2 separate regions of the Homo sapiens genome follow, and region 2 is linked to region 1. Evidence: read pairs that join two places in POLR2A ChIA-PET (ENCODE). Cell type or tissue: Panc1. All regions are shown on one strand. Links, peaks and the distances in the headings refer to the core of each region. The heading gives the core; the rest is flanking DNA. Region 1 overlaps MAJIN (membrane anchored junction protein). Region 2 holds the start of MIR6749 (microRNA 6749).

Region 1 (5,340 bases), core at 341-5,340:
TAACACGGTGAAACCCCGTCTCTACTAAAAATACAAAAAAATTAGCCGGGCTTGGTGGCGGGCGCCTGTAGTCCCAGCTACTCTGGAGGCTGAGGCAGGAGAATGGCGTGAACCTGGGAGGTGGAGCTTGCAGTGAGCAGAGATCACGCCACTGCACTCCAGCCTGGGAGACAGAGCAAGACTCCGTCTCAAAAAAAAAAAAAAAAAAAAAAAAAATTGCCGGGCACAGTGGGTCATGCCTGTAATCCCAGCACTTTGGGAGGACGAAGCAGGCAGATCACCTGAGGTCAGGACTTCAAGACCAGTCTGGCCAACATGGTGAAGCCCGTCTCCACTAAAAATACAAAAATTAGCTGGGCGTGGTGGTGTATGCTTGTAGTCCCTGCTACTCGGGAGGCTGAGGCAGGAGGATCACTTGAACCTGGGAGGCAGAAGTTGCAGTGAGCCGAGATCATGCCACTGCACTCCAGCCTGGGTGACAGAGTGAGACCCTGACTCAAAAAAAAAAAAACCACAAAAACAAAAAAATAATCCTTGGAAGAATTAAGAGTTAAATTTCTGTGGCAGCAATGTAAGTCTAACCAGGTGGGCTCACCGCCTACTGAGAAGAGTCATCTAGCACTAAAACATCAAAACTAGCCTGGGTTCCTGCCATGCCTTTGGTATGGGGCATCAGTTTTTTCTCAGGATATGATCAGTATTTCCCCTCCGGGGACTTTGCAGTTGGCACAACTATTTCTTTTCATTTTTGACTGCAATTCTAGTCTAAATAGTCTCATGGGCTCTGGCTCCACTCATGTCATTCTAATCTCAGGCAGCCAAGATCAGATACTGGGGTATCTCTTTACTGGCAGCCCCAGACTTGAACTTTGGAAATTGTGGGAAATTCCATTCTTCGGGCACGTAGAACTTGTGACTCTACCATGGAAGAGTTTCTACCATAGAAAATTTTTCCCTGCTGAGTAGAAATGGCATCAGAATAATATGGAGAAAAGCATAATGAAAATAGTCCTTTATGTGTATATGATATTTTACTGCTTAAAAAGTGATTTTATGTTTATTGTCTTGTTTTTTCCTCCTTATAACCCCAGGAAGCAGACTGGCAGAGTGGTTAAAGAATATCAATTCTGGATCTGTATTGCCTTAGTTTAAATTCAAATTCCAACATTCATAGCTATGGGCAGTTTAATTCATTCCTCAGTGCCTCAGTTTCCTCACCTATCAAATTTAGACTTATAGGCTTGTTGTGAGGATTAAGTGAGATTAAACTTAGAATAGGGCATGGCAAAAGTTGTTATTGAGAGTTGTTATTGTGTAAGTAAGAAAACCAAGGCTCAGAAATTAGGGACATTGGACTGAGATTCAAACTCAGATTCTCTTTATTTTGGGCCCATTCTGTCGACTGCATCTCAGCTGCCTCTGAAACCAATACCATGTAATTTTTATACTTGTACTGATGTATATAACTAGTTTTGATCCTTAGGAACTCTGGATCTCCTCTAATTATTTATTTTTATTTTTTCCATCTCTCCCCTTAACTCCCCACAGAGACGACCTTAAGTGGACAGAGATTCTAGAACAGGAGAAATAAAACAGTAAGTGCTAGGGGTATAGTAGGCACTCTTGGAACACAGGGAAGCCTCACAAGTGGGGGAAAGGAAGAGTAATTGATAGATCTGGAAAATAAGCCATTCCTTGGTGCCACTCAAAAACATGAGTGTACATCCTTATTTGCTACATTGGTTGTGGCAGGAAGTTGTAGTAATACCTTAATTTCATCTAAAATTGATAGCAAACGTCCTCCTAATTGGCTTGTAATTGGTGTATCCTTTGGATTGTGTCATTATTTAACTTGAGCCCTCTCTGTATCCACTGAGATTCCAGTGGAAGTGGGGATGGTAGAGAAGAACAGATTCAAGAGATACTTGGGAGAAACATTTAATTCTAACAAAGACTCTGAGTCATCAGGGCGGATACTAGTATCATTAGTCTTCTGGAAGAGAAATGATTTGCATAAGGTCATAAATGATCAAACTTGAATTCTGGGCTTTTGACTGCAAGCATAAAGGTTATCCCAACACACTGTATTCTCCCCATGCAGGTAGGAGAATGTTCCAAGTGATGATCCTGGTACGTAGGCAGTAGTGCTTAGTGTTGGACATTTTACTCATGAAGAGATGTTACAGATTGGGCAGGTTCCCTTTCCTGTAAATAAGGAACAATCGTTAGCTTTTTAGTAATTCTCTTTCTATTTTATTTAGGCTATCGTTTGGGAGCAATGAGTTTAAAACCCTTTACCTACCCGTTTCCAGAGACGAGGTTTCTTCATGCAGGACCCAATGTGTATAAATTCAAAATCAGATATGGGAAGAGTATCAGGTAATTTCAAAGGTAGGAGGGTAGCCTATGCAAACACCAGTTAGTGCTAGTGCATTCCCACAGGTCACCTCTTCTTTACCTTCACCCAGTTCAGGAGACTGGTAAAGTAGCATCTTGCAGGACTGTCTTTCCCAGGAATTTTATATTCAGTATATATATTATTCATATGAGTTTCTAAATGAGGGACAACTTTTTTTTTTTTTTTTTTTTTGAAGAGAAGCAGATCTCGCTATGTTGTCCAGGCTAGTCTCAAACCCCTGTCCTCAAGCAGTCCTCTCACCTCTGCCTCCCCAAGTGTTGGGATTATAGGTGTGAGGCACCACACCCAGCCTAGGACAACATATCTTTGAAGCAGTGTTTCTCAAAATTTTACATCTCAGGGCTGGGCATAGTGGCTCAAACCTATAATCCCAGCACTTTGGGAGGCCAAGGTGGATGGATCACTTGAGGTCAGGAGTTCAAGACCAGCCTGGCCAACATGGTGAAACCCCATCTCTACTAAAAATACAAAAATTAGCCAGGCATGGTGGTAGGAGGCTGAGGCAGGAGAATTGCTTGAACCTGGGAGATGGAGGTTGCAGTGAGCTGAGATTGTGCCACTGTACTCCAGCCTGGGCCACAGAGTGAGACTCCATCTCAAAATATATATATATTTTTTCATCTCGACTCCCTTGCAATTTTTCTTTCTTTTTTTTTTTTTTTTTTTCTCCCAAGACAGGGTTTCACATGTAGTGGTGTGATCACTGCAGCCTTGACCTGCTGGGCTCAAGGGATCCTCCCACCTCAGCTTCCAGAGAAGCTAGGACTACAGGCATAGTGCCACCACACCAGGCTAATTTTAAAATTTTTTTTGTAGAAATGAAGTCTCACTGTGTTGCTCAGGCTGGTCTCAAACTCCTGGGCCCAAGGGATCCTCCCTCTTTAGCTTTCCAAAGTGTTGGAATTCCAGGCATGAGCCACCAGCACCCACCTTGCACTCTTTAAAATTATTAAGGACCCTAAAGAGCTTTTGATTAATCTGTCAATATTTGTCATAAAAATTAAAGCAAAAATTTGGCCAGGCACAGTGGCTCACGCCTGTAATCCCAGCACTTTGGGAGGCCGAGGTGGGGCGGGGGGGTGAATCATGAGGTCAGGAGTTCGAGACCAGCCTGGCCAACATGGTGAAACCCCGTCTCTACCAAAAATAAAAAAAAATAGCTGAGCATAGTGGCAGGCACCTGTGATCCCAGCTAACCAGGAGGCTGAGGCAGGAAAATTGCTTGAACTCGGGAGACGGAGGTTGCAGTGAGCCGGGATGGTCCCACTGCACTCCAGCCCAAGCAACAGTGTGAAACTCTGTCTTAAAAAAAAAAAATCACAGCAAAAATTTAAAGCAGTGTGTTTATTAATTTAAGAATAATATATGCAACAAATACGGTATTATTAAAGTTATATTTAGTGAGCCAGGCAAGATGGCTCATGCCTGTAATCCCAGCTATTCAGGAGGCTGAGGCAGGAGAATCGCTTGAACCCGGGAGGTGGAGGTTGCAGTAAGCCGAGATCTTGCCACTGCACTGCATTTGATCAAACCCAGCATCTCACCTTTTCATGATAAAAACAGCTGGGTTCAGTGGCTCACATCTGTAATACCAGCACTTTGGGAGGCCAAGTCAGGCAGATCGCCTGAAGTCAGGAGTTCAAGAGCAGCCTGGTCAACATGGTGAAACCCTGTCTCTACTAAAAATAAAAAAATTAGCTGAGCATGGTGGTGCAGACCTGTAGTCCCAGCTACTCGGGAGGCTGAGACAGGAGAATCAGTTCAACCTGGGAGGCAGAGGCTGCAGTGAGCAGATCGCGCCGCTGCACTCCAGCCTGTGCAACAGAGTGAGACTGTCTCAAAAAAGCAAAACAAAACAATAAACTAGAAATCGAAGGGAACTTTTGGCTAGGTGCAGTGGCTCACTCTTGTAATCCCAGCACTTTGGGAGGCTCAAGTGGGAGGATTGCTTGAGCGTAGGAGTTTGAGATCAGCCTGGGCAACAAAGTGAGACCCCATCTCTACAAAAAATAAAAGAAATTAGCTGGACATGGTGGTTTGCACCTGTGATCCCAGCTGCTTGGAAGGCTAAGGCAGGAGGAATCGGTTGGCCCCAGGGAGTTGAGGCTGCAGGTAGCCATGACTGCACCACTGTACTCCAGCCTGGGGAACAGAGTGAGACCTTGTCTCAACTTCAAAAAGAGAGAAAAAAAAAATCAGGCCAGGCGCGGTGGCTCACGCCTGTAATCCCAGCACTTTGGGAGGCCGAGGCAGGCGGATCTTCTGAGGTCAGGAGTTTGAGACCAGTCTGGCCAACATGGTGAAACCCCATCTCTACTAAAAATATAAAAATTAGCGAGGCGTGATGGCGGGTGCATGTAATCCCAGCTACTTGGGAGGCTGAGGCAGGAGAATCGCTTGAACCCGGGAGGCGGAGGTTGCAGTGAGCGGAGATTGCGCTATTGCACTCCAGCCTGGGCAACAAGAGCGAAACAACATCTCAAAAAAAAAAAAAAAAAAAACAGCTTATATGTATTTGTAGTTTGGAAAGGTAGGACTATATTAGTAGCCCTCTCAGATCATTGTGGATATTCTTTGACCCTGTGACAAAACTGGACAAATCGTAGTTTGGGTTTGTTTTTTTTTTAATGGTAGTTATTTTTAAGATTAGTTGCAATGTGGAATCTGAAATTATGTCATGAACTTTTTGAACTCTGTTACATTAAAATCCACTGGTCTTTGTTGTTCTTTGAATGAATATTTGACCTAGGATGATTTTTGTTTTTGTTTTGTTTTGAGACCGTGTTTCACTCTTGTCACCCAAGCTGGAGTGCAATGGTGCGATCTTGGCTCACTGCAACCTCCACCTCCCGGGTTGAAGTGATTCTCCTACTGCAACCTCCCAAGTAACTGGAATTACAGGCGCCCGCCACCACGTCCAG
Region 2 (5,371 bases), core at 312-5,311, 58 kb after region 1:
CACAAATGCAGCAGGGAGAAAAATGGACACCCCTTCCCAGGACTGTCATGAGGCCCCATTGAGGTGTCGGAACTGCAGGCACTTTGAGAGCTGCAAGTGCTGCCCGCTTCCCACTGCCTGCTGTCTGGGCCTTCTCCCCATTGTGCAGGCAGGAACGCTGAGGCTGGAGGGGCCTGTCCATACCACCTCCTGTGGGCTTGGGACCCCTCTGCTCGGCTCCCGTGGAGCTGCCCCCTGCAGCGGTGCCCGGGCCCTTCTCAGCCCTGTTCCCCCCCAGGTTCATCCTCGATGACTCCGCCTTGTACCTGTCCGACAAGTGTGAGGTGGAGACCCTGGACCTGCGGCGAGGTGGGCAGGGCCGGGACTGGGCTCCCTCCCCTCTGAGGGACCACCGCCCCGGCCACACCCAGAGCAGCCAGGTGTCTCCCCGCAGCTGCTGGCCGGGTCCTTAGCTCCCACACGTAGCCCGCACAGCAGGGACTACACCTGGATCAACCGGATCCTTCCCCCAGGTGCTGGGGCCGGGGCCGGGTGGAAGGGGGCCACAGGACCTTTCTCTCGCCTCTGCTGCAGATTATGTCTGTGTTTTGGATGTTGACCTCTTGGAACTTGTGATTAAAACCTGGAAAGGGAGCACCGAGGGCAAACTGGTGAGTGAGGCTGTCACTCTGGCTCCTGGAGCCACAGCAGGTGCAGGGGCCAAGGGAGTCTTCAGGGGCTGCTGCTCCCTCACGTGCCTGGGCTCCGGACACAGTTCATGCCTGCCCTTCCTGGGCTGCAGTTAGCGCCCCTCCTGCAAAGGGCCATAGTACAGCCCTGGTGGGGGTGTCCCTTGATGCTGGCTGAATGAATGAATGGGTTTCAGCCCTGCCACCAGAGGACGCGGCAGCCAGGGCACCAGCGAGGCCCTGGGAATCAGCCACCTTTGTAGGTCCCCGGATTCATCTCCTGTAAGATGGAGATAACCTGCCCTGCCTCGCTAGGCATGCAGAGCCCTTCACGGGGAGTGGGGTAGGGTGGGTGGGCACACTCCTGCTTCCTTGGATGGCCCTGGGCCAAGCCCCTTTCACCCTCTGGGTGAACAGTTTGTTCATCTGTTCAGTGGAGTTACTGGGCAGGTCATCCACTCCAGGAGAGACCATCCCTGTTCTGCCTGTGGCAGGATCAGAACTGCGGTGCCCTCCCAGCGAGCGGGTGGGGCCAGCAGGCAGTGGCCCCTGTGTTCACATAGCTGCTCCCCCCACCCCGCCCCTGCAGAGCCAGCCACTATTCGAGCTGCGCTGCTCCAACAATGTGGTACACGTGCACAGCTGTGCCGACTCCTGTGCCCTGCTGGTCAACCTGCTCCAGTACGTAATGAGCACAGGCGATCTGCACCCCCCACCCCGGCCCCCCAGCCCCACGGAGATCGCCGGCCAGAAGGTACAGGTGAGGCCTGGCCACACAGGCTACCAGAGCTCGGCCAGGCCCCTCCCCTGCCATGGCCCTCGGGCCTGGGGTTGGGGGAGCTCTGTCCTGTCTCACTCATTGCTCCTCCCCTGCCTGGCCCAGCTCTCGGAGAGTCCTGCCTCTCTGCCCTCGTGCCCCCCAGTGGAGACGGCCCTCATCAACCAGCGTGACCTGGCCGACGCCCTCCTGGACACCGAGCGCAGCCTACGGGAGCTGGCCCAGCCTTCAGGTGAAGTGGGGGTGCTGTGGGGACAGCAGACACAGTCAGGCACCCACTGTGGGCGCCTCTCCAAACTGGCCTCTCTCCTATAGGTGGCCACCTCCCTCAGGCGTCGCCCATCTCCGTCTACCTATTCCCAGGTGAACGGAGTGGGGCCCCACCCCCTTCACCACCTGTCGGGGGCCCTGCTGGCAGCTTAGGGTCATGCTCAGAGGAGAAGGAAGATGAAAGGGAAGAGGAGGGCGATGGAGACACCCTGGACAGTGATGAGTTCTGCATCCTTGATGCTCCCGGCCTGGGCATCCCGGTGCGTGGTGGGAGGGATGGACCAGTTTGCCGTCCAGGCAGGTGTGTTTGGAGCGGGGACGGAACACTCAGGGGTGGTTGCCTGGCCATCTGGAGCTCCCGTGGTGAGAGAAGCAGGCAGGAGGTGGTTGCCATCACCTCGGGGGTGGTGCTAGGTCTGTGCCACCCTAGGGAGGCAGCCCTGATGCTGGGCTTTGATGGAGTAGGGGGATTTCCAGAGGAAGAGGAGGCCTGGTGTTTTGGGCAGAGGGACTGGGAAATTCAAGGGATGGAGGAAGAGGAGAGGGCAGTTAGCAAGAGGGATGGAGAACCATGTGGCTGCAAGGGCCAGTGGGAATGTCTGAACTCACCCAGGTCTTAGGAGGCAGGGCTGGCAGGAGCCTGGCATTCTCAGGCTCCTCTTGGACAGACCACTCAGGCATAGACTCGGGTGATAGCAACCCAGGAGTGTCATCTTTCATCAAAAACAGGGAGGAGGCCAAGCATGGTAGGTTACGCCTGTAATCCCAGCAATTTGGGAGGTCAAGGTGGGAGAATTGCTTGAGTCCAGCAATGAGAGATTAGCCTGAGCAACATAGTGAGACCCCGTCTCTACAAAAAATAAAAATAAAATTAGCCAGATATGGTGGCACATGTCTGCAGTCCCTGCTACTCAGGAGGCTGAGAATGGAGGATCGCTTGAGCCTAGGAGGCAGAGGTTGCAGTGAACTGTGATTGTGCCACTGCACTCCAGCCTGGGTGACCGAACATGACCCGACCCTGTCTATAAAAAAAAAAAAATGAAAAAGAAGTGAGGCCAGGTTGCTGGGGCTGGGGGCAGCTGGGCTGGATCGAACATCTGTGTCACACGTCTACCTGGCCTCCCTGCAGCCCCGAGATGGGGAGCCTGTGGTGACACAGCTGCATCCCGGCCCCATCGTTGTGAGGGACGGTTACTTCTCACGGCCGATCGGCAGCACGGACTTGCTGCGGGCACCTGCCCATTTCCCAGTGCCCAGCACTCGGGTGGTGCTACGTGAGGTCTCCCTCGTCTGGCACCTCTATGGGGGCCGAGACTTTGGCCCCCACCCCGGCCACAGGTGAGGAGGAGCGGGTGCAGGTGGCAGCTGGTGAAGGTTGGGGCTCAGGCTGGTCCAGGTCTGACTTTCAGCAGCTGGAGACCTTGAGCCCCATCCACCCCAGGTGGGCCTCAGTTTCCTCATCCTTCCTTATCCCGCCTGCCTTCCAGGACTGGGGCTAGCGGGGGTCTCTTGTCCCAGGCTAAAAGGCCCGCTGAGGACGGGGAGGGAATGGGGTTCCTCTGAGTCAGCTTGGCCCCTGTCCCTCTTCCCAGGGCAAGAACTGGCCTCTCAGGTCCCAGGAGCTCCCCTTCCCGCTGCTCTGGCCCCAACCGGCCCCAGAACTCATGGCGCACGCAGGGGGGCAGCGGGCGGCAGCACCATGTCCTCATGGAGATCCAGCTGAGCAAGGTGAGTGGGGTGGCGAGTGCCTACTACACGTGTGTGTCATAGAACAACGGGCCTTGTTCTCGATGTCACGTGTAGCAATGACTAATGCAGAGGAAAACCCCTGCCTTTGTAGTGGAGGAAGCCAGGCAGGGACCAAGATGTATCGAGTGTGTCCGATGGTGAAGAGCGCTCAGGGGAGAGTCTGCAGGGGTGGAGGAGACAGGTGTGCTGGGGAGGGTCTGGAAAGTCCTCTTCTGAAGGCACCATTTGAACAAAGACCTGAACAAGTGGGGATGTGAGCCAGGAAGAGTTTTCAGGCAGAGAGGACAGCGTGAAAGCCGCAAATTGGGGCCAGGCATGGTGGCTTATGCCTGTAATCCCAGCACTTTGGAAGGCCGAAGAGAGCAGATCACCTGAGCTCAGGAGTTTGAGACCAGCCTGGGCAACATGGCGAAACCCCATTTCTACCAAAAAAAAAAAAAAAAAAAATTAACCATTTGCAGTGGTGTGTGCCTATAGTCCCAGCTACTCAGGAGGCTGAGGCAGGAGAGTTGTTTGAGCCCAAGAGGCAGAGGTTGCAGTGAGTTGAGATCGCCCTATTGCATTCCAGCCTGGGCAACAGAGTAAGACTCTGTTTCAAAAAAAAAAAAAAATGCTGGAAGCTGGAAGCATCCTGACATTTCCAGGAGCAGCAGAGCCTGTGCATAACCAGCGACCCAGAATGTTTCTTTTGAGTCTTACAAGAGACGAACCCCTCAGGGCTTTTGAGGAGAGGCCTCTGTGGGGTGGGGCTCTGCAGCAATCAGGGAGGGCTAGTGAGCAGGTTCAGGAGAGCCTAGATGGGGGCTGGCCACAGGTTCAGCTGCGGATGGGGTGTGTGAGATACAGAGAGTGGTACAGAGGGTTCAAGGTTTGGGCCTGGGAAATTGCCTGGGGCAGGGGGGTCCCACTTGCTCAGAGTGAGCCAGGCCAGTGCTGGGCTTCCCAAGGAGCCGCTAGAGGCAAAGGGCAGAGGGGCCTCAGGCTGCTCGGGTTGGTGGGCTGTGCTGCAAGAACCTGCGGGAGATGAGTGTCAGAGCAGGGGGCCAGGGGCCTCTCTGAGACCTGATGGCCAGCCAGCGGGTGTGCAGGAAGAGGGGGAAGGAAGGCTCTCCACGGAGAGGGGCTACGAGAGCAAAGTCCTGAAGGCAAAACAGGCCTGGACTCCTTGAGGGGCAGAGACCAGTGCAGCTGGCATGGGAAGCAAGAGCAGGGTCAGGTCTGGAGGGAGAGGCAGGTCCCTGCTGGGCATAGAATAGAGAAGGGGTAGGGGCCGGGCATGGTGGCTCATGCCTGTAGTCCCAGCACTTTGGGAGGACGAGGCAGGCAGATCACTTGAGGCCAGGAGTTCGAGACCAGCCTGGCCAACGTTGTGAAACCCTGTCTCTACTAAAATTAGCTGGGTGTGGTGGCACATGCCTGCAATCCCAGCTACTGGGGAAGCTGAGGCAGGAGAATCGCTTGAACCCGAGAGGCAGAGGTTGCAGTGAGCCGAGATCACGCCACTGCACTCCAACCTGGGCGACAGAGTGAGACTCTGTCTCAAAAAAAGAATAGAGAAGGGGTCTGGGGCCAGCCCTTCCCTCCCTCTTGGGGCCCTGCTTACCTGGCCAGGCCTCTGTCCACCCCACAGGTAAGCTTCCAGCACGAGGTGTACCCAGCGGAGCCAGCCACAGGCCCTGCGGCCCCCAGCCAGGAGCTGGAGGAGCGACCGCTGTCCCGTCAGGTGTTCATCGTGCAGGAGCTGGAGGTCCGAGACCGGCTCGCCTCCTCCCAGATCAACAAGTTCCTGTACCTACACACGAGTGAGCGGATGCCGCGACGTGCCCACTCTAACATGGTATGAGCGACCTGCACCATCCACCCTGGGGCAGGGCACCAGACCGTTGGGGATACATCTTCACGCATG

Evidence for each region. ChIA-PET counts read pairs that join two places held together with the same protein. Peaks named below come from ENCODE experiments on the same cell type or tissue, not always from the same donor. Only the 100,000 strongest peaks of a DNase experiment are listed, where the experiment ranks them.
Region 2: POLR2A ChIA-PET joins it to region 1 with 14 read pairs; 4 of 35 experiments call an interaction of 5 or more read pairs at or near these places.

The regions. Positions count from the first base shown.
Region 1 is chr11:64,956,344-64,961,683 of GRCh38, reverse strand. MAJIN (membrane anchored junction protein) reads left to right here. Exons shown (of 11, transcript NM_001037225.3): 2 at 1,549-1,595; 3 at 2,262-2,379. The coding sequence starts at 2,279. Among named protein-coding and RNA genes, the nearest start is that of MAJIN, 13 kb to the left of the region's middle. In Panc1, for the core only: no CTCF peak of the experiment used is centred there; no DNase peak of the experiment used is centred there.
Region 2 is chr11:64,898,567-64,903,937 of GRCh38, reverse strand. ATG2A (autophagy related 2A) reads left to right here. Exons shown (of 41, transcript NM_015104.3): 25 at 278-348; 26 at 574-650; 27 at 1,258-1,422; 28 at 1,552-1,678; 29 at 1,762-1,976; 30 at 2,846-3,054; 31 at 3,309-3,444; 32 at 5,096-5,302. It overlaps MIR6749 (microRNA 6749), which reads left to right and starts at 1,483; the gene lies at 1,483-1,551. RefSeq lists an enhancer at 3,488-3,617. In Panc1, for the core only: no CTCF peak of the experiment used is centred there; no DNase peak of the experiment used is centred there; H3K27ac peaks cover 422 bases.